Regions from separate parts of the Homo sapiens genome. Here region 2 is linked to region 1. A link is a loop called in an ENCODE intact Hi-C map of the cell type or tissue named here. Cell type or tissue: K562. All regions are shown on one strand. Links, peaks and the distances in the headings refer to the core of each region. The heading gives the core; the rest is flanking DNA. Region 1 overlaps LRRC8C (leucine rich repeat containing 8 VRAC subunit C). Region 2 overlaps LRRC8B (leucine rich repeat containing 8 VRAC subunit B).

Region 1 (12,084 bases), core at 1,592-9,591:
AACTGTAGACCTCAAAATGTCTTCTCTGGGCAATTACTCTGATCCTCCCCAATTGAAAAACAAAACAAAAAACTGCCTTCTCTTCATTTGGGGCATCTTCATATAGTCATAAGTGTGATTAGTTGAGTCTTGACAAACAGAGATTGAGAGAGGTCTTGAATCCAGGACCAAATGCCCTAATTCTGATAGCTACCTACATCTGTCTCCCAGAAGACTTTGCAGGAGCTATACAGACATAGTGGACAAGATCAGGCAGAAGAACATTTAATTAAAGCTAAGGTTCTGGCCCTAAACCACATTATCAGTTTCCTGGTGAGCTAGGCCACACTTCAGATAAGTCTCAAGCACTTTCTTTGCCTAAGCTCTGAAAAATCTACGTACCTGCAAAAAAAGTGGGGGTGTGGTAGGGAGTTCTGAAAAAAACTCCTTAGCTTCTTTTTCTACACCTTAATCTCTGCTGTGCTCAGGTCAAAGAAAGGTAATCTGAGTAAAGAACAGACAGAGGGGAGAGGGGAAGGGGAAGGGGAAGAGAGAAGAGGGAGGAAGAGAGAGGGGAGAGAGATATTGATTTATTATTGATTCTTCCTAAAGGTCATCTGAACAATCCTCTTCAGGCCCTCCTAGGCTACCATCAACTTCCCAGAGAGAGGCAGCTTCAAACCTGTTGTGTCACATCAGTTTTAAGGAAAAAGGGAGACTTCCAAATGATGACTCCCTTTAGAAGCTCTAAAGAGAGAGTCAAAACAGACTGGTCCCAAGGAGAAACAACCCCTTGTGACACCAGAGTTCAGTCCTTTTCCTTAAAGGTCACCATCTCTATCAAGCCCTCTTTCACCTAGAAAGAAGTAAGGAGGAGCAAAGAAGAGTCTTTTCTCCCCAGAGATCAGCCATTATCTGGATGATTCAGAAAAATGGAAAAGTGCGTAGATGAAATTCTCCCTCTATAGGTAAAAGACCTGTTTGTCTGAAATGTGTGGAACCTGTCTTATCCAAATTAATATTTATGGAATCCAAATAATCTTAACTTCTAAAAATTATAATAATGATTGAAAAAAAAATCACTTGCCATCCAGCACACATAAATGACTAACAAGTGCCATGACTCTTGCTTTAACTGCAAGCCTTCTATGATGCCATAACAAATTATGGATATTATCTTTTAAGGATGACACTATCTATTCCTTCATGTAGATTGGACCACAACCTGGCAGTTGATATCATCTCACTTGGGGAGATATTTTTATTTGCTAAAAATAAATAGCAAATTATTTTCCAATTATTATAGTAAATTTCTAAAATAATCATTTAAAAATATCCTTTTAGAACAGTTTTATTTGCATGCTTCCCATATTTAGAATTCTGTATCTTTGTCCTGTTCATACATCGAAGATAATCTGGATGATTTATGTTTCTCTTTGAACTCTCCCAATTTCTTTTATTCTACTCCTGCTCACAGATTTATCAGTAAACTGCAGGGTTTCTAGAGCTAAGTCAGCTGAGTACAGAACTGAGGTTTCAGTCCCTGGGCATTGCTTCAAAAAGAGTTTTTCCTGTATTATTTTAAGAGCATAATTACAGATAAATATTTCAAATTCTTCAAACAACCGAAACAAATAGTCTGTTATAAATCAAAACATGTTCTGTGTTATGTATCCATTGAATTTTCTCACATGGTTGTTACTTTGAAATGGATGCTTTCCACATAGATCTTAAATTGCCATGGATCAAATAATTCACTGGTCTTTATGGCTTATGGAAAAATGCCATGAAGCAGAATGAGAAGAAGCTGCTTCAAATCTCACCCACCCCCTTCATTTCTGAAAAATTTTTTTTGTAATTCCTTGTTTGGCCTAGAGAAGCTTTCTTCAAAAGAAGAGGGGAAAAAAAACAATGTGGATACAACCAAGATAGAGGTAATAAAAGCATCCTTGATGGCTGGAAACCTTCAGTTTAATGAAGGGTTAAAAAAATGAACATTAATAGTATGTATTGTCATTCCCACCCTCAGAAAAGTTAGTATGTCAATATTTACAGTGATAGGAGAATCGTATTTACTAAGCAAAATTTCAAAATGTAGACATGATTCTAATGTGGATATGATGGTTTCTTTTTTACCTAGGAATAAACAGACCATGTGTCCCAAATCTGGTACTCTCTTTGTGTCTCTTAAATGAGTTAGCACTTAACTCTGGCTTTAGGAATCACTAGACTGATATCACTTGGCAGTTAGGAGAGTGTGCAAAACGAATTGTTTCATGTCAGAAGAAGGTAGCTAGAGGTCAAATATTTCCAGATGTTCTCTGGCATCTGAATATATGAATGCATATGCTTGCCTTAGCTGTGGTTTGTTCCTCCTTAGGGATATGGGGGACAGTGTTTGTTTTATTTATTCACTTCATATTTATTGCGTACCTACTTTGTGCCAGGCAATGAAAACTAAGCATGGTGTCTATCTTTAAAGAGCTTACTGGTCCTTATACTGTTATTTGTTCTGTATAATGATTTAAGATATGCTGTAGCTTTTTTAGTGCTTAATCTTTCTATCAGTGACATTTAATGTTCCTCAGGCATTTCTCACGGTGCATAACTCAAGGAGTTTCACTTGATACTAGCCTTTAATTATGTATTAATAAAACCTGTATAAAAGTACCATTATACTTTACCACTGAGAAAATCCATAAGTTCAGAAATCTAAGTTTTAATGCACTTATCTCTTCAATCCCTTGGATTTTTTTCCCCAAGCACTCCATGCCTCAAATGTGCCAAGGTATGATTTTTTTTTCCCTTTCTTATTGCTGTTGGAGAAATAGGCAACTAATAAAAACAGACCTTTTACTCTGCTCTTGTAAATACCTTAGACTTTGGCAGTTTGCCTTAGACTGGTTTTTCTCTCACTTTACTATATGGGTGTAAACTTCCTCCCTGTACAGTGTGTTATTTCCTGGCCATGATATAAATGTTAAGCATCATCATCATTAAAAATAAGGGAGATTCAGACAAGTCCCGAAGGTGGAAAAAAAAAGAAATTAAAAAAGAGAGAGAGAGAGATGATCCAAACAATGGAATGCTATATAGTGCTAAAAATAAAAAATAAAAAATAAACGGTCAAGCTATGAAAAGACATGGAGGAACATTAAATGTACATTGCTAAGTGAAAGAAGCTAATCTTAAAAGGATACATGCTGTATGATTCCAACTGTATTATATTCTGGAAAAGGCAAAACTACAGACAGTAAAATATCAGTTGTTGCTTAGAAAGGACAAAGGAGGGGAGGGATAAGTAGGTATAGCTCAGAAGACTTTTAGGGCAGTGAAATGACTCTGTAGGATATTACAGTGGATACATGTTGTTATACATTTGTCCAAATCTTTATCCAACACCAAGAGTGAACCCCAAGGTAACTGTAGACTTTGGATGACAGTGATGTGTCAATGTAGGTTCATCGATTGTAACAAATGTACCACTGTGGTTGAGCTTGGTGATAATGGGGAGGGCTATACATGGATGGAGGTAGGGAGCATTTGGGAAATCTCTGTACCTTCCTTTCAATTTTGCTGTGAACCTAAAGCTGCTCTAAGAAAATTTAAAAAGTCTTTTTAAAAAGTAGAAGAAAAGAAGAGAGCATGTGCACAGCAAACAGGAAATGATGCCACATACTTGCAGTTTTGCTTTTCCATTTCTGTTGGAGACAAGGACGGTGTTCGTCCTGATGATAGTGATGCAGCATGTGTGGTTCTCATAGATGTCTATTTCTGTGCTCCTGTGGCGATTGCCCCCAAATATGCTTATAGTCAACATAATGCACAGCAAGAGTTGTGAATAAGACATTTGCTAAGAATGAAAGCATTTAAATATTCACTCCTTCAGAGCCATCTACTCTGCCTTTTCAGTTCCTTTTCATTCTCATTCTCACCAACATTTTTTGTACTTAAAATATTTTCAATAGTTCAGCCTTGAAACACAGTCTACATTTTCAGAGTTAATTCTATCACTGATGAGGGGAATCAATCTCATGCGTTTGGACAACGAGTGCTTTCTTTGTCCTCTAGCATCTTGTATCTTGGGGAAAGTGCTTAGTCAAGTTTGTACATTAACTGATAACTTAGTGACATGAAAATTAATTCCTTTCCCTTCTATTTCTATCCCTTTGCCCAGGAGAAATGGGTCTACCTCAGAAAAGAAGAGTGACACTCCATCTTTTCAGTCTTTCTCCCTCTCTCTCCCCAAATGCATCCTTTTGCTCCTGCCTCTGGAACCACAGGCTCTAACCTAGTAGCTTCAAGTCCCAAGTGAAGTTCCTTCTACTCCGCCAAGCCTACCCTGCTTACTCCAAGCCTGAGCTCTTACTGTAGATATTGCCATATTTGTGCTCTCGTTTGATTTTTCATGTGGCTGTTTATGTCCCTCTAGCAAGATTGCAAGTGCTTTTAGAACAGCAAATACTGGCTATGCCTCTTTGGTTTTCCTATGACGCTTAGCATGTATTACGTTGGCACAAAACTAATTGTGTTTTTTGCCATTACTTTCAACGGCAAAAACCACAATTACTTTTATGCCAACCTAATAGTAGATAGTAGGTATTCAATATGTTTCTGTTGGTAAAGGATAGCCTGCTCTTATCTCTGAACAATCCCTGGAGAATAGATCTTTGGGATGTGATTTTGCTATATCCTTCTTAGGTCAACAGGGAAAACTTGGTTTGTTCCGTCAGACTGGGGGCAAGTCTAGATGATCAACTTCAGGGTAGAAATCTTTGGTACTACCTATATTTGAATCAATGAGGTGGAGGGAGGATGAAGCATAAACTTAACTGCCTTATATTGGCCACTTGCCTTTTTGTGGCTCCACTCTACCTGTTTGGATCAAATCTGTCATAACCAAGTTAAAGTACTGTCTTTTTAAAGAATAAGACACAATCTAAAGACTACATCTGGATCACAAGTTAACATATTGGAATGGTACCACCTATTTTATCATACACTGCAAATTTTCTTACTTCCTCTTCCTATAACAATATAATCATAGCTGTGTTTTAAAGTCCAAGCTGGTAGCTCATGCCTGTAATCCCAGCATTTTGGGGGTCCAAGGCAGGAGGATCACTTGAGCCCAGGAGTTCAAGACTAGCCTAGGCAATACAGTGAGAACCCATCTCTATAAAAAATAAAAATAGAAAACAGGTTCAAGCTGGAGAAATAATTTGGGGATTATAGTTCATAGAAAAAGAACAATGGGGCCAGGCGCGGTGGCTCATGCCTGTAATCCCAGCACTTTGGGAGGCCGAGGCAGGCGGATCACGAGGTCAGGAGATTGAGACCATCCTGGCTAACACGGTGAAACCCTGTCTCTACTAAAACTACAAAAAATTAGCCGGGCGTGGTGGTGGGCACCTGTAGTCCCAGCTACTTGGGAGACTGAGGCAGGAGAATGGCGTGAACCTGGGAGGCGGAACTTGCAGTGAGCCAAGATCGCACCACTGCACTCCACTCCAGCCTGGGTGGCAGAGTGAGACTCCATCTCAAAAAAAAAAAAAGAAAGAAAGAAAAAGAACAATGGACTTTATTGTCGAGGATATAGGAAAGTAAGTATTTTCATATGCTGTTGGTGGAACATGTGTAAAGAAATTCGGCCTTTCTGGTGGGGAGGGAATTTGACATATAAGTTTACCTTGTGTGGCACTACCCAAGCAACACAATTTTTCATAATAATTTGTCTCGACTAATTTTTGTATTATGATACACACATCTGCGAAAGATGGTAAAACAGGTGTTACAATTCAAAACAGTCCTGTGTTCAATGTGTATAGTCATGATAGATATAAAAAGATAACAAAAATGCATACACAGACCCCAAAGCAAGATGAGCGTTTCTGTGGAGCACAAATGGAACGCTGAATGGGTCTGAATCAATTGCTGGGCTCTTATCCAAAACTAAGCAGTAGCAGCCAGGAGCTCAGCTCCTGCTAGTAAAGGGAACCATAAATGCACCAAGCAAGATAAGAGACTGGAGCCTGGTCACTGTTTCAAGCCAAAAGTCCTCACTCCCAAAAAGAAGCTGAAAAAATATAGCGATTAACTGGATGCTGGAGCCAGTACTTCAGAGGAAAGTGTGCATCTGAGGTGCCTGCCGACCAGAAACTGAGTCAGCCTGTCCACTGTCTTGCAGACTGACTCTGTGAGGCCTGACATCACAGTGGAACATCCAAATACCATGATAAGACCTATTGGTGGACTCTGGGGGGCTGGGGGCTGGGTGCAGAAAACCACAAAAGTACACTCAAGAGAAGCAGTGGAAAACATACACCTACTCAGGATGCGTCTACCACCCAGAACACATGAAAAAAACTATGTTAAGAAAGACTATTAACAAAATTAACAGTTGGAACACAGATTCATGCAAGATGAAATTAAGTTTTAACCAGATGACAATGAATTTAAAATAAATATACAGAGAGTGGTTAAAAAGATCAAGACATAACATTTAAAAAGTAGGGGCCGGGTACCGTGGTGAACACCTGTAATCCCTGCACTTTGGGAGGCCGAGGCAGGCGGATCACTTGAGCCCAGGAGTTCAAAACCAGCCTGGGCAACATGGCAAGACCCTATCTCTAAAAAAATAAAAATTAAAAAATAAAAAATAAATTTTTTTTTCATTAGCCAGGCATGGTGGCACACACCTGTAGTCCCAGCTACATGGCAGGCTGAGGTGGGAGGATCACTTGATCCCAGGATTTTTGAAGCTACTGTGAGCCATGATCATGCTACTGCACTCCAGCCTGGGCAACACAGCAAGACCCTGTCTCAATCAATCAATCAATAAAGTAGGTAGATATGACTTAAGAGCTGATATAACAAATTTAGAAATCTTGGAAATAAAGTCAATGAATTATAAAATATCAACAGATAGAATAACTGGACTGTACTCAGTAGCATAAAGAAGTAATGAATTAAACAAGAGTTCTCAGTTTACCCAGAGCCCAGCACAGAGAAAGACAGGAATCAAAACACACGCTCATGAAAGACAGACTGAGAGACACTGACATACATCTCAGAGGAGTTGTAGAAGAAAATGGAAGAAAGGATGGAGCAATATTTGAAGAAATATTTGCTTTAATTTCCCAAAATTAAAGAAAGTCAAGTCCTTAGCTCCAGATATGGAGTAGGATTAATCCACATACATTCAAAATTAAAGTGAACCTGCAGAAAATCCTGAGACTAAAGGTAAAATCTTAAAAGCTACCTTAAAGATAGATTGCGCACTAAATAACACAAACTGACAGCAAGCTTCTCATCAGAAAAAATATAAGCCAGGGAAAATGGAATAATATTTTTAAATGCTGAGAGGAAATTACTATCAAAACAGAATTGTATAACTTACCAAATAGTTACTGAAGAATGAAAGCAATATAGGAATTGTCAGTCTTACAGGATATATGAGTTTCCTATCCACAGACTTTTATTAAGAGTTATTAAGGTGTATACTTCAACCAAAAGGAAAATGAACCCAGGGAGAAGTTATAGGATCTAAGAAAACTAGTGACTCATAATTTAATAAATATATAAACAAACACAATCAAGTACAGATTGTAAAAAAAAAAAAAAAAGTTTCAAAAGAAAGCAAAAACAAACTCTGGGAACAACAAATTGGTATAGTTCAGTGGGTAGTTACAACATATTCTTGGAAGTGGTGTGGAGATACTAAAAATTTTAACTGTACATTTTAAGAAATTATAGATAACATCTAGAAGAACAGAAATACAGTCGCTATCTTCCTAACCAGCTGAGAAGGGGTTGGGTGGGAAATAGGAGATAGAGAAAAAATGAGCAGTGCAGCAGAAGGCAGGAAGGAGAAGGGAAAAGTATAAATGAAAATGAAAAATCTAGAAATAAGTCCAAATATCCAAATATGAGTGAGCAAAATAATGGATTAAGTTCACTTATAAAAAGAAAAGGGTGATTAGTTTGGATTTTTAAAAATTCAAAAGGCAGAAACCTAAAAAAATTATAAGAGTAAAAATAGAGATTAAAAGATAATATAACACAAATACCCAAAAAAGCTGGTAGCGTAATGTTAATATTAGATAGCATTTAGCCCTCCCATCTTCAAGAATACACTCTTTATCTAAACAAGGTATATATTTGAGTTTTCTAATATGCACAGGTTCTTGTAACCACCACTACAAACAGGATACAGAAGAATCTCAACACCCCAAAGAATTCCTGGTGCTGACCTTTGCAATGAACCCGCCAACCTCAGCCTTTAACCTCTGATCTGTTCTATGTCCTCATCTCTCTGTCCTATTTTTCAGAATGCCATGTAAAATCAGATAGTATGTAACCTTTTGAGACTAACACACTTTTTAGTAGCAAAACTCCCTACATGCATGTCATCATGGGAATGTCTTCAGTAAATTATAGCACATCCACAATATGTAATTCCATGGCACTTAGAATGAAGTAGATCTCCAGGTGCCAATCTATTAACATCTCCAAGACATACCATGAAAGAGAAAAACTCAAGGTGCAGGAACAATACATATAGTAAGATCTTATTTGTTTATGTATTATATACATGTAAATGCACAGATACAGATCTGGAATGGTATACACCAAACTTATCAGGGCTCATGAAGGAATGGCAATGGGGATAGGAAAAGGGAAAGGGAGGACTCTACCTTCTGTGTTAAAAATAAATGTTTTGCACATGAAAAAATGCTCACCATCACTGGCCATCAGAGAAATGCAAATCAAAACCACAATGAGATACCATCTCACACCAGTTAGAATGGCGATCATTAAAAAGTCAGGAAACAACAGGTACTGGAGAGGATGTGGAGAAACAGGAACACTTTTATGCTATTGGTGGGACTGTAAACTAGTTCAACCATTGTGGAAGTCAGTGTGGCGATTCCTCAGGGATCTAGAACTAGAAATACCATTTGACCCAACCATCCCATTACTGGGTATATACCCAAAGGACTATAAATCATGCTGCTATAAAGACACATGCACACGTATGTTTATTGTGGCACTATTCACAATAGCAAAGACTTGGAACCAACCCAAATGTCCAACAATGATAGACTGGATTAAGAAAATGTGGCACATATACACCATGGAATACTATGCAGCCATGAAAAATGATGAGTTCATGTCCTTTATAGGGACATGGATGAAATTGGAAATCATCATTCTCAGTAAACTATCACAAGAACAAAAAACCAAACACCGCATATTCTCACTCATAGGTGGGAATTGAACAGTGAGAACACATGGACACAGGAAGGGGAACATCACACTCTGGGGACTGTTGTGGGGTGGGGGGAGGGGGGAGGGATAGCATTGAGAGATATACCTAATACTAGATGACGAGTTAGTGGGTGCAGCGCACCAGCATGGCACATGTATACATATGTAACTAACCTGCACATTGTGCACATGTACCCTAAAACTTAAAGTATAATAATAATAATAAAGAAATTTAGGGATTAACCAAAAATAAAATAAAATAAAATAAAATAAATAAATAAATGTTTTGGCCGGGTGCAGTGGCTCATGCCTGTAATCCCAGCACTTTGGGAGACTGAGGTGGGTGGATCGTTTTGAGCACAGGAGTTCGAGACCAGCCTGGGCAACATGGTAAAACCCCATCTCTACAAAAAAATACAAAAATTAGCCAGGCATGGTGGTGCAGGCCCGTGGTCCCAGCCACTCAGGAGGCTGAGGCTGGAAAATTCTTTAACCCGGGAGGTGGAGGTTGCAGTGAGCCAAGATCACGCCACTGCACCCCAGCCTGGCAACAGAGCAAGACCCTGTCTCAAAAATAAATAAATAAATGGTTTTTTTAAAAGACAGATTTATGGTAGCAAAAAAATAAAATACATAGACAGACATAACTTAATAATGCACAAAATCTATGTGAGAAAACTGTAAAACACTCTTGAAAGGCACAAAATTAGATGCAAACAAGTGAAAACACACACCATAAGGAGGAAGAATCAACATCATGTCAGTTCTTAACTTATAAAGTGATCCCAATAAAAATACTACTAGGGTTGTTTTTCCTGTATCTACGTAATCTGATGATAAAGTTTATCGTGAAAGACAAGCACAAATTTGAGCACTTATCACACTAATTACTGATTTATATGTCTCATTCCTGTGCTTGACTTTGAAGGGCTTTTTGTTCTTGTTGGTATCCCAAATATAACAACTGACATATAGTAGATACTACTGCAGAATGACTTTTCCTGAGGCACACTCAGAATTCAGCATTTATGTTCTACATGTCTGGCATGTAATAGATAAGCTGCCTTCGTTTATATGTTCTTTGTTATTTCAGGCAGTTTCTCTGAAGCTAAGTGGTTTTATTTTGTTTTAACCTCAGCCCTTTGGTGTCTCATTCATGCAAATGTGGTACCTTTTCAACTAGTTATCACAGGTGGGTTCTGCTTTTTCACTTCCATACTTTTCTGGCAACTGCCTAAATAAGTGTCATCCTGATGTGTCTTAATGATTCTAACAAAGGACTAAGACTTAAATAACATACATCATACAAAAATGTAGCCATAAATATTATGACTTAAAATAGTGAAAATTTCTATTAAAAGGCCCGAATTTCACGTTGACCATTCAAGGTATTTCAGTATGCAATAGAGCATGCACATACTCCACTTACAGTGCATCTCTAAATCTGATTGTTACCATTTAAAACATTTGATTTCTCTTCCTAGATTCGAACAGCATTTTCAGGCAGGTTTGGATGGGTTGTTTCTTTTTTAAGGAAGCTTGAATTTTGGCCTATGCTTCCCTTGAAACCCTTCCCCTCCCCCATAGAAAGCAAAAGCAAGAAATTCAGCTTATTTCATTGACCTTAGAATTGAGGAAGGATCTTCAAGATCCTCTTTTATCTTTTCAAAAATAGCTGTTGTGTTTTCTCAACATGATGATTTGCAGATCAGAATTGAAGAATCCAAATTTTAGTGAATCCATTTAACCAATTATTGCAACCCTTGGGTTTCTTTTCCATAAGTACTGCATAGATATTATCACAGTTGTGGAACAAGTTTATGTGTACATTTTTTTCTCCAAGGACTTTAATTGGGAAGCCTTGAGGAGTATTTTATACTCCTGGATGTCAGTCGTTCCTAAAGATCCAGAGGATAGGCCAGGCGCTGTGGCTCATGCCTGTAATCCCAGCACTTTGGGAGGCCGAGGCGGGTGGATCACTTGAGGTCAGGAGTTCAAGACCAGCCTGGCCAATATAGTGAAACCGCATCTCTACTAAAAATACAAAAATTAGTCGGGTGTGGTGGCACACACCTGTAGTCCCAGCTACTTGGGAGGCTGAGGCAGAAGAATCACTTGAACCCGGGAGGCGGAGGTTGCAGTGAGCTGAGATTGCGCCACTGCACTCCAGCCTGGACAACAGAGCAAGACTCCATCTAAAAAAAACAAAAACAAAAAAACAGATCCAGAGGATATTGGGTCACACCCCAGTCTAATGCCCCCAGCAGGTTCCTGGAAGGATTAGGTTCCCATGGTCCCAGTTTCTGCTTCCATGGAAATCTTTAGATTACAGATTTTTACCTAGCCCAGGTAAACTCTGTACAGCTTTGATCCCAGCATGAAATTTGCTGTGATTTCTACAAAATGCATTCATAAAAGGTGTGGCTGGTGTGTGTGTGTGTGAGTGTGTGTGTGTGTGTGTGTGTGTAGCAGATTTTACTAAAGATTTGAGAAAGATTGAAAGGTATTTCTATCTCAAAATAGAAATAATGAGCATATACTCCAGCCACCTGCTGTATGGCTTGACCTAATTTTCTTCTTCCCTTCTAACCTGTCCGTGCTCTCCTGATTCACCTCCTCCTACTTCCAAGCCTGTTCACTCCAATGTAAAGTAGGCAGTTTAGCTGTCTCTTTGTACCTTGGCTTAATCTGACCCTTGCTCTCAGTGTCTCATTCTTCTGTGTCCCTCTCCTCCTCCTTCACTTAGACATTTTCCTTTCCATAAATGATTTCATTCTAAGAATTCTGAGAATTCTTATAGCAGCTTTTAGAATATTAACTTTTCTCACTTTTATGCAT
Region 2 (12,084 bases), core at 2,360-10,359, 160 kb before region 1:
AGTCTCCTGAGGCCCACCCAAAGCCATGCAGAACTGCGAGTCATTTAAACCTCTTTCCTTTATAAATTACCCAGTCTTGAGTATGTCTTCATTAGTGTGAGAATGGACTAATACACCAATTAGTCATAAAATGGGGATAATAATGTCCATGCCACCTACCTCACAGAACAAATGAGGGCCTGGAGTTAGTGGATTGAAGATACTTTCCTCAGAATTTGCTGTTCACCTTTAGATTCTGTATTTTTGCCAACAGCAATACTATTTACCCAGTTATGTATCCCAAGTTTCTTGGAACTCACTCTGGGCTTCTCCTTGCTTTATTCTCCCTACAGTCCTCTTAAAGGATTGGTAACCAATTTGTCTAGAGTCTATAGCCTTCAGGTCCTTCTATCAGTGCCCTTCCTCTACAGCCCCTTTCCTGCCGTGAGTCTTCCAGGAACACTGCCAGTTATCTTCTAACTGATAATGATTTTGTAGTCTTGAGCATAGTCTATCTGCCAGCATCACCTACAAATTTATTGTCCACACTGCAGAAAGTAATCTTTCTAAAAGACAAATCTCATCCCATAATTGCCTGGGTTTAATAACCCTTTAATGGCTCCCTATGCCCCAGGATTAAGTCCAAACACCATGGTGTGGCATGTGAGAAAGTCTTCCTTTGTCTGGCTTCTGCAGCTCTTCAGCTTCATCTCTTGCCACTCTGTCATCTCTGTGTCCCCAGTGCATGTCCCATGGACACAGTGTGCAGTCATACCCCCATACACCAGCTGTCCTAAACTATTTGCAATACAGGGAGGAAGGTTCTAGATAGCCAGATGGCTTCATTCCGTAGCTTTGTTCCTTCCCTCTGTTTGGGATCCTCTTGACAAGCACAGAACCATCTTTCTAGGCTCCATTAAAGCATACCTTTTCTGAAAGACCCTTCCTGACACCTTCTGTCTGCCTCTCACCCCCACAGCTCCTCATTCCCTCTTCTGTGCTGCTTCTAAGCTATACCTATCATAGTACCTAGGCTAGAGAACAGCTTGGCCTCCTCCTGGATGCTTCTTCATGAAAAATAATATATTTTGTTCATTTCCTGGGATTCCTGGGCCAGACTTCGTACATGGCATACCGTGGGCATGCAGTGGATATCCAGGAGAGAATTAGGGAATACAATTAGCATAATTATTACCTAGTCTAGGGTTTCATTTCAATAACGTACTTTTGACTGGTATTTGCATAAAATTTTAAAGAATATCTCCTTGAAGGTTGGAAGTAACAAGGTACATTATACATGCTGTTGATAGGTATCAGTTGAATAGCTAAAGTACTTTGTCTATGAGCTAGTGTTTATTGAACATTTACTGTTTTCAGAGTTCCAGATTTAGCAACTTGTAGGGGATGCTTGAAATGGCTTTTGTACTTCAATGAAATAATCCTGACTTTGGCTTTCTATTAGAAGTCAAAATTTTACGTGGTTAACACAGGCTCTTCTTGGCTTTCAAGTAGTTTATAACAGTATCTCTGAATGTTTTTGAGTATCCTCTAAAACGATTTTGAAAAACGACTTGTTCTCATATATTTTTAAAGTTAATGTCTGAAATTTTTCATCATAATTTTGAATAGTTGCAGACAGTCACATTTCTATTATAACTATTGGGTTTTAAAAATCACTCTTTTAAATGTACCCAATGGAAGTTAAATTAAATACCAAAGTGATTTGATATCTCACATCATCCGTTTAAGAAACGTATAAATAAGCTCTTTTAGAAAAGTCAGGAATTTTACGTAGATCTTTTTTCTCATGGAACTCATTTTATTCCTCTTCTGTAAAACTTAATCCCAGTGTAACACTGTTATGATTGAAAGTTTTTCATTATCATGTCTTTTGTGACATACACACACACACACACACACACACACTCAGTATACTTGTTTTTTAAAAAGTGCTTGTGACAATAAGGCTCTAAATGTTGAAAAACATTTCTTTTGAATTGTTATTATGATTTTTCACTAGTACACGATTGACCAGAACAACACGTGTAATCAAAGCAAGTGTTTCTTTTTAAATGGAAGTGCTTAAGAAATCTTGCCATATAAATATATGGGAATGAAGTCAGTATAATTCCATTCTATCTTCTAAACCCCTGAGTTATATGCCCAAAGATATCTAGTGATTTATCACAGAAACGATTTTTCAATGTTCTGTTGCTTGACATTTGATTAGGTCTTCCTCCAGTGTTGATCTAAGCAAAGAAATAGAAACTTTACTCTGACTCCCAAAAGGATTTTTCTCAGGCCTGAAAGTCTTTCACTTTGTCAGTATCTGTAATCCTATGGGTATTTCAAAATGGCCTTCTGCTTGGGGCCTGGAGATTTTTACACCCCAAGGCAATGCACCATAAGTGGACTCCTGAGAAATAAGATGTTTGCCTTTCTTTTTTGCTGCAGTAAAAGGGTGAATTTGAAAAGGGGAAAAAGAATATGGCTGGAAAGAGCCAGCAGAAGGGCAGTATGTATTTTGAAGGAGGTCCTCTTAGGCAGGGTTAATTGAGTTAGAAGTAGATTCCACCACATTGTCAATTACTCCCAATAAGACTCCCAAAACCCCATACCCCAGCTTGAAGATCACTGGTTTGGATGCTAAAGAAAATTTTTCAGTCAAATTAGCTATCAACTGTTAGGTCCCTAATAGGCCCATTTAAAGATTCCCCCTTGGTGTACACAGGGATATCCGATAGGGAAAGAGCATGGTTAGAACATATCACTCTTTTGGACCCAGGCATGGTGGCTGGAGCCTGTAATCCCAGCTACTCAGGAGACTGAGGTGGAAGGATGCAGTGAGTTACGATAGCACCACTGCACTCCAGCGAAGGTGACAAGCAGCGAAGAGCAAGACCCTCTTTTATAAAAACAACAATAACAAAAAAGAACATCACCTTTATAAATATACCTAGTAGAAACTAATTTGATACCAAATTGATTTAATTACCGTCATCCATTTTAAGAATGTACAAACTCACCTAGAATAGTAAGAAATTGTACACAATTCTTTGATACCCATTATTAGACTAGATACAAAAAGAACATTAGTTAAAGATAACCAGCCGCTTGACTGACAGTCATCTGGGTGAGTGAGTGACTGGTTTCTAAGAACAAGTCTTAATCCCACTGGAAAAAAAAATGCTTAAGCATTTTATCAAGAAAGCTAATTTCTTGGAAGAGTTTGTGAATTCCAGCATGCAAGAAGGTTTGGTCCTAAGCTAGATTTGGGATTTTTTTTTTCTTTACAAATAAATGCAATTGAGAGGGAGAGGACAACAGTTTGGAGTTGGGCCTGGCCATCACCTTACTGAGTTCGGAGCCTTTCCTGGGGCCCTCTGGGTTTCTGGATGTTCTGTTCCTGTGTAAGAGGGTACTGTATAGCTGTCCGCTGCTCTCTTGCCTTCATATAGCAAAACAACTTGTAGCAAATCTCTGCAGAAACCCCCACCCAACACATCACTTACTATGATAGACATTTGCCCATCAATGCTAACATATTAAGTGTTTATATTCACATTTATTCTCCTGATGACCTGCAGTAGAGGGGACAAGCATTATCCCCATGATACAAACATGGAAACTGAGTTCCTCAGGGGATATGTGGCTTATGTAAGTGAACCACAAAGTTACCAGCAGATATGGCACTCGAATCCTGATAAAGCAGCTTTTTCTATAATTATTGCCTGGCTCCTTTTCACAGGTGTATTATTTTAGAAAAATCTCTAAGGATTGGGAAACTTGCCTTAAAGTGATAGTATGAAGATTGAGATAGATAATTTCATAAAATACCTAGTAGAGTGCATGGCTCTTAGCAGGCCCTAGAGTTTTCATTCAATACATTTTTTTGAGCAGCTAATATGTGTCAGGCACTGTTTACAGGCACAGGGAATAAATCCAACAGAGAAAACAGAAAAAACCCTTTTTGCATGAAGCATATATGCTAGAGGAGGGGAAATAAGCAAATGCAAGGTGTAATGTCATGCAATAAAGTGCTATGAAGAACAGTAAAACAGAGTGAAGGACTAGAGAATGGTTCTTGTTGGGGATTAGGTAGTATACAATCAGGGACAGCATTTCTGGGGTGGGCACTTTTGATACCGAGTATGATGCTCACCTGAGTCTGAGTTCAAACTTTGAGTTTATTTGAGTAAGCTGATTCGAGTCATGGTATTCCAAGTTGTGTGAAAGAAACCTCAGAGGGTACTTTTAATTTTTAACTTTTTTATATTATAGATATACTTGAAGGTCTTTCCCAGAATACACACATACTCATGTGTGTACAATTTCAACATGCCTTGAAATCATCCTTAGAATCCTCAAGCTCATACCCCTGTTCTATTTCAGTCATTCTTTTAACTGGTAAGATACTAAGATTGAGAAAGGCAAAGTAAAAATTTTCCACTGTGTCACAACTAATTAGTGACTGAATCAAGGACCTAAGATTATCACAAAGTCATTTATTGCTTTTTCTATTGAAATGTGTAAGTAACACCAGGTCTGGTAGGGGAGGCTTGAGGCTTGAGTTCAAGGCTGTGGCACTACGATCATGCTATAAATAGCCACTGCATTTCAGCCTGGGCAACATAGCAAGACCCTGTCGCTTAAGAACAAAATGTGCAAGTAGCTAGAGTGTTTCTCCTGATTATTTTGTGTATGCATTGCTATGGTCTGAGTGTCGGTGTTCCAGCAGAATTCAAGTGTTGAAACCTAATCCCAAGGTGACAGTGATGAGAGGTAGGACATTTGGAAGATGATTGGATTGTAAAAACAAAGCCCTCATGAATGGGATTGGTGTGTTTTTTGTTTTGTTTTGTTTTGTTTTAATTTTGAGACAGCGTTTTGCTCTGTTGCCCATGGTGGAGTGCAGTGGCATGATCTCGGCTCACTGTAACCTCTACCTCCTGGGTTCAAGCGATTCTCCTGCCTCAGCCTCCCTAGTAGCTGGGATTATAGGCACACACCACTACACCGGGCTAATTTTTGTATTTTTACTAGAGACAGGGTTTCACCATGTTGGCCAGCCTGGTCTCGAACTCCTGACCTTAAGTGATCCAGCCGCCTCAGCCTCCCAGAGTGCTGGGATTACAGGCATGAGCCACCACGCCTATCCAGGATTGGTGTTCTTATAAAGGAGGTTGGAGGGAGCTTGTTTGCCTCTCCCACCATGTGAGGATACAGCAATAGGGTACCATCTATAAGGAACTGGACCTCACTGGTCACCAAGTCTGCTGACATCTTGTGATCTCAGAATTCCTAACTTCTGGAACTGTGAGAAATAAATGTTTGTTGTTTATTAGCCACCCTAGTTCATGGTATTTTGTTATAGGAGCCTGAATGGATTAAGACATGCATCATTTTTATTTACACAGAGTAAAACCTCCCCAAGTATGTGGCTGGTAGGGCTCCTTGTCCTGTTTACTCTGAAAGAAACTTCACTCTGAAAGAGCATGGTTAGAACATACCACTCTTTTGGACCCAGGCATGGTGGCTGGAGCCTGTAATCCCAGCTACTCAGGAGACCAGTATCACAAGATAAAGAACATTTCAGGTATTCCAAATGTCCTAGAAAATTATGAGCAAGGAGAACTCTGGCTGGTGGCAGGAGAGAAAAAAAGCAAAATAAGAAACAGAGGTCTTGAAGTGGGAAGATTTCTCTTTCCTTATAGATGAAATTTTGGCATGGCAAAGAACAGTTAGGAACTGATAGTGCCTTTGAAGGTCTGAACCAGTAGACAGGAGAGAATGTTCCTCTTTCTTTCATAGAAGCAGTGACTCCCTTAGAGTGAAGTGACTGTCATCCCCCACCCCAACCCCAGTGATTTCCTTTGGGGACATTTTATACAGAGACTTGGAAGATAAACTTGTCACTTTTAGGGAAATACTCATTGTAGTAAGTTATCTTCCCAACCACACTTCCTTAACGGATGTGTCAACTTTTAGTACTACAAAGTAACTAAATATTTTAAGTAGCAGTCATCCACACTGCAGCATGAGTATGTCATTTCCAAAACTAGATGCTGTTTAAAGGTTTAAATTAGCATCTTCGAGGTTTTTTTTTGTTTGTTTGTTTGTTTTTTAGACAGAGCCTCACTTTGTTGCCCAAGCTGGAATGCAGTGACATGATCTCAGCTCACTGCAACCTCCACCTACCGGGTTCAAGCGATTCCCCTACCTCAGCCTCCCAAGTAGCTGGGACTACAGGCACCCACCACCACACCCGGCTAATTTACGTATTTTTTAATAGAGATGGGGTTTCGCCATGTTGGCCAGGCTGGTCTCAAACTCCTGACCTCAGGTGATCCACCCATCTTGGCCTCCCAAAGTGCTGGGATTACAGGTGTGAGCCACCGCACCCAGCCCCTTCAAGGTTTTTAATACATCTGGCTTTAAAATCTCAGAAGCCTAGCAAGACTACCTCCTAGAAACATTGATATTTATTGACATTTTAGGGTATTTTCTATTGTTGCTCTCTTAAAGGCAAAGAAAACCTATTTTTCTAGTTAGAATTACCCCTTAATGCATTGACAACTCTGAAAGAAGAAATTCTAGCCTTTTCTTTCCTAATCAGTGAAAGGCCCTTTCCCCCATATTGCCCTCTCCGCCCCCCATATTTGGGTATTTCTAGCCTACTTTTTCATCTGTATGCCCTGTTACTATGGTGACAGGCACCATAGAAATAGAGAACAAAGCAGATGTAATAAGCATCTCCTACATGGTTTACAATGCTAAAAAGAGATCTAGGATTTTCAGGCGTTGCTTTTTCTTCACTGATGATAGAACTGGACCAGCCCAACATTGTGGGGGTATAGGGACTGGGGTTATGGGCTGATTTGGACCCTACAATTCCCATCGTCTTTTACTTTATCAGTCCTTATTCTACCCAGGAGTCATGAAGGTGAAGAAAGACTAATGGGAGTCTGCATGGAAAGTGTAATATAGAAATTAGGGCCACAGAAACAACACATTGCAAAGGACAGATACTTCTGCTGAAGCATATTCCATTGGAGGGAATCAAGCCAGCTGTAATGTTCACCAGTCATTGATCCTTTTGCTTGATTTTGCATTGTTCAACTTAACCTTTCAATAGAAAGATTTATCAGCTAGGTTTCTCCCACTTCAAGGTACTTAGCCTATGTTAGATTTTTTTTAAATTAAATAAAAATAAATCTGGATTACTAATAACTTGCAATATTTGCTCCTGGCCATTGGGGCCATTGAACTTTTAAAAATAAGTAGTTGAACAGCTAATGCATGCTTATTTTGTGCTTGTTTTAGAATTATAATTAAATATTCAGCAGATATTGTGAAAGTTAGCTTTCCATAAGATCCAGGAGAAATTTTCCATAAATTGTTTTTAACCTTCTACATGCATGTCTATTATTTTATTTATTACATCTTCACGTATCATTTCTGGATATCTTTAATCAATTACCTAAGATTAAATAAAGTGTTCCAGCTACTCAATTCCATCACCTGGACAATTATTTTTAAGTTTATTATTTTTTAAGTTTTATGTTGCTTATATTTTTATGTTTAGGGACCTGTATAGTTTTAAAATAATACTATGTTTAGAATATAAGTTGTGATACATGAATCAAATATTTGGAGCTATAGAAGCTGAATGATCCATGTGTCCATTACATTGTAGTATGAGGGCCTGAAACTCCTTCTACCTCTAAATTCTTGTTTCTTTGCCTATGTGGCTCTTTTCTTTTTACTTGACGAGCAAAAGAAGTATACTTTGCCAATTTTGTTATCTGTTGTAATGGCCCTAACAGTGATGTGAAAATATGTCTGAATCAACCCCACGCTTTGAGTTTTAAAAAACCCACACAGTGTAACCTTCCCCAGTCATGTCAGCTTTTCCCCTTTGTGACACGAATGAAAGAACAAGAGCATTGGAGTGGGAGTTGGAACAGCCAGTGCTGACCGTGGCACAGCCTCTGCCAGGGGTGAGCTTGGAGATACATTTATATCTCTATACAAAGCATACAGCTTCCTCAGGAAGAGCCCAGGAGCCCCAAGGAAGGTTTTGAGAGATTATATCAGATTAGTTTTGGGAAGTAACACTGGCAACTGTGTGGAGGGTGTGCTGAAGATGAGAGAGATCATATTGCGAGACCAAGTAGGGCAGTGGGATGAAGTAGAGGAGACTAGTAGAAAAGTTAGTTTAGAAAAAAGTCATAGGATTAAATATTCTATTTCCTTTTATCAGAAGATCCTATGGTAATTACTTAAGTCAAACTGTGATTACTGACATTTTACTAGTTTTACTATAGCTTCTAACTTTTTCAGAGAAGGAGTGGATTAAGTTTTGAACCAGATGATTTGGGGTCAAATTGTCAAATTTCAGGTTACCAGTGAGTGTGCTTTATATTAGCACAACTTTTTAAATTATAGCTTCTAAACATTTATGTCTTCTGACTGGAAATGGGAAAAGATTTGGGGGAAGTACTATTTGTTCTATGGAAGAATAATGACACTTTGCACAGGAGAGGTTTGCTGAAACCAGGTAATCCCTCCAGGCAGCTTAGCTCATTGTCTTCCAGAAAGCTAAAAAATTATGGGCTCATTGGGTAAGGTTTCTTGGCCTAGAGAGAATAGAGGTTGTATTTGTGAGGAGCTTATTCTTTCATGGATTGCTGTTCTCTAAAACCTCCTGGGCAGAGAGAGTTCCCATCACTTTTGATGTTGTCATCACTGTGAACATAGAAAGTAGACCAGGTAGAGTTATTTCTATTTTTATCAATTAAAAAGCTGGCTTTCTGGCCGGGCGCGGTGGCTCACGCCTGTAATCCCAGCACTTTGGGAGGCCGAGGCGGGCGGATCACGAGGTCAGGAGATCGAGACCATCCCGGCTAAAACGGTGAAACCCCGTCTCTACTAAAAATACAAAACATTAGCCGGGCGTAGTGGCGGGCGCCTGTAGTCCCAGCTACTTGGGAGGCTGAGGCAGGAGAATGGCGTGAACCCGGGAGGCGGAGCTTGCAGTGAGCCGAGATCCCGCCACTGCACTCCAGCCTGGGCGACAGAGGGAGACTCCGTCTCAAAAAAAAAAAAAAAAAAAAAAAAAAAAAAAAAAAAAAAGCTGGCTGTCTGAGAGACTCCATAACTTGGCTAAAGTTAAGGCAGATGGTAGGCAGGATAAGAGTTCAGTCTCCTCCATCTTTTTGCTGACTTCTACTCTACCACATGCCTGAAGTAGCCACCTTCACACATTCTTCAGAACAGAAAGCATTGACTATACCAAGAATGAAATTTTCCTGATAATTTTAGTAACTGTTCTCTTGATATAATGTACAAATTATATTATTTAAATGACTAATTCACAGATTAAAATTTTTTAATGTAATATATGGCTTTTACCTTTAAAAGTTGTAAAATCCTGGGAGCATTTGAAACTTGAACACAAACCCAAGGCTACTCTCGTGTACCAAAAATATGGAACTAGACAGAGACCTCCTGGCCTTGAACATGTCTTGCTTTCATGACATCTTGGTTATTATTTATTTCTGCACCTACCTTTAGCTAAGGGACTAGAGAAGAGTGTCATCTGCTAGGGCAAGCTTTTGAGCTCTCTGGCTCAGTTCTCACAGTGGCTCAGTCTCCTATGAGTTTCAGAGTCTTCAAGGTGGTTCCTCTACCTGCCCCACAGCATCTGAAGCACTTACTGTGATTATAATAAAATAACTGAGGATTTGTTTAATCTTTGTCTCTGTCACCAGACTATAAATTCCATGAGGTAGAGATAGCACCTGTTTGAGGACATCATGGGTTTTGTTTATTTTGTTGCTTCTCCAGGGCCATTTACCACATAACAGCCACTAAATATTTACTGAATGACTGAGTGAATGAATGAATGAATGAATGAATCCATGTTTAGCCTGTTGTTCATTCCATGGAGCTAAGCTACTTTTTATTTTTCTCAGAGATCTCTTTGAAGAATATTCATATTGATGCTCGTTTTACTATTATGAATTTACTATTTGTGCATGTTTAGATAAGTCACATAACTGTCTCAGTTGCCAATCTGTAGTGGAGAAAATCTCATGGGGTTGTTGAGAGTTTTAAATAATTTATATAAGCACTTATAAAAATACTTAACATAAAGTTATCTCATCATGAGTATTGGCATCCATTATGGTTATAATATACAAGCATATTCAACTACTTCAACCTCACATCAGCTACTTGTTAGGGCCTATGTGTCCTCACACTAGACTTGTTTTGTCTTATGTACTGGGGGGACCTATTAAGGCAAGCTCCACCTGATTTATCTTTTGTAAGTTGTCAGTTCAGTTAACTAGACTTAAATTTACTTTTTCCTGGTAATTTTTAAAGTAGGGTCAAATTACTTAATGATGAAAAATTAGACTTGCATAGTTGTTGATCTAATAAAAGCACTATTGACAAAATAGAAAAAATTATAGCTGTCTCAGGACCAGATCACAAAAGCCCCTAAATTTTCGTTATAGCCTGAAACTTGTTCAATCTTCACATTTTCTGAAATTCAGCCTTATTCAGTAAATAGACAAGTAAAAGAAAACTATGGCCCTTCACATTTTTAATGTATATTTTGAGACATGTAGACTATAACCTTGAAAAGTCTTTTATGCTAATTGGTCATCATGGGTAACAATACTCAAAGTATTCAAAGTAACATAAGTCTAAGGTATAAATTCATATTTCATTTGTTAGGAGTCTAAAACTTCTTTGATTCTTTTTCTGTTGTGCATGAAGGTAACAAACGCCAGTGAGTGGTAGTTTTCTTATTATAAAACAATCTATTATACAAGAAAAAATTTATTCTAATATTATCTAAGTTTTGAAAAACTGATTTTTTTTTTTTTTAAGTTGGAGTCTTGCTCTGTCACCTGGGCTGGAGTGCAGTGGCACAATCTCAGCTCACTGCAACCTCTGCCTCCCGGGTTCAAGTGATTCTCCTGCCTCAGCCTCCTGAGTAGCTGGGAGTACAGGCACATGCCAGCAGCCCTGGCTAATTTTTTTTTTTTTAGTAGAGATGAGATTTTGCCACATTGGTCAGGCTGGTCTCAAACTCCTGACCTCAGATGATCCACCCACCTTGGCCTCCCAAAGTGCTGGGATTACAGACATGAGCCACCATCCCTGGCCATTTTTTTTTGAGTTGGGGTCTTGCTCTGTTGCCCAGGCTGGAGTCCAGTGGCACTGTCATGGCTCACTCCAGCCCCGATCTCCCAGGCTCAGGCTATCCTCCTGCCTCAGCTTCCTGAGTAGCTGGGACCACAGTTGCATGCCACCAAGCCTGGCTAATTTTTATTATTATTAATTATTTGTAGAGATGAAGTCTTGCTATGTTGCCCAGGCTGGTTTTGAACTCTTGGACTCAAGTGATTCTCCCTCCTTGGCCTCCCAAAGTGCTGAGATTACCATCATAAGCCACTGCGCCCAGATGATTTTTAAAATCTCTATAAATGTCTGTTTATGCAGAACAAGGTGTAAGAATACATAGTTATTTGGTGTGTGCAGTAGGGTTTCATGAGAAGGGAAGGGAAATGAAGGAAGCTATTGTTCAGTAGTTTACACTTTTGATTCTTATTGTTTTCCTCTCTAGTAACATCCCAGAGATGTTACACATGGTAAAGTCGTAGTAAAAAAAAATTATTTCTAAACAAAATGTTTCTTTCCCTAATGAGATTCTGGTTTGGGTGCTTTATTGTCAGTGTGCTGGGAATTTTGGAATGTTCTCTGTGTATTTCTATGATTTTGACCTAATAATCTCATTTGGATTTACCAGGCTCAGCAGCTGTTGTTTTTATCGACTATTGCTAAGTCATATTAATGTCCAAAGTTGAAAAATCCTTTTCCTATGTTGGCCTAGATTATTCAGAGTTTTACAAAATTTAAGCCTTTTCTCCAATGCCTGTAATTTTTATTTGCTTGTAAGAAACCTTATAATAATAATAATATCCCAGTGGGTACTTTAGATGGGCTAAGCCTATTTGCAGATCTCTCGCAGGATGGTAGTGAAGTTTGCAGGATGGTTTGTAGAACAGTGCTTTCTTGATAAATCCATCT

Evidence for each region. Peaks named below come from ENCODE experiments on the same cell type or tissue, not always from the same donor. Only the 100,000 strongest peaks of a DNase experiment are listed, where the experiment ranks them.
Region 2: a loop joins it to region 1, with 1.8 times the contacts of the local background. A loop is called at or near these places in 4 of 110 quality-filtered maps.

The regions. Positions count from the first base shown.
Region 1 is chr1:89,695,963-89,708,046 of GRCh38, forward strand. All of the region lies in intron 2 of LRRC8C (leucine rich repeat containing 8 VRAC subunit C), which reads left to right. Among named protein-coding and RNA genes, the nearest start is that of LRRC8C, 69 kb to the left of the region's middle. In K562, for the core only: no CTCF peak of the experiment used is centred there; DNase peaks (open chromatin) are centred at 5,979 and 7,789; H3K4me3 peaks cover 240 bases.
Region 2 is chr1:89,532,636-89,544,719 of GRCh38, forward strand. The region is part of intron 1 of LRRC8B (leucine rich repeat containing 8 VRAC subunit B); the gene reads left to right. Among named protein-coding and RNA genes, the nearest start is that of LRRC8B, 14 kb to the left of the region's middle. In K562, for the core only: no CTCF peak of the experiment used is centred there; DNase peaks (open chromatin) are centred at 5,826, 8,076 and 9,175.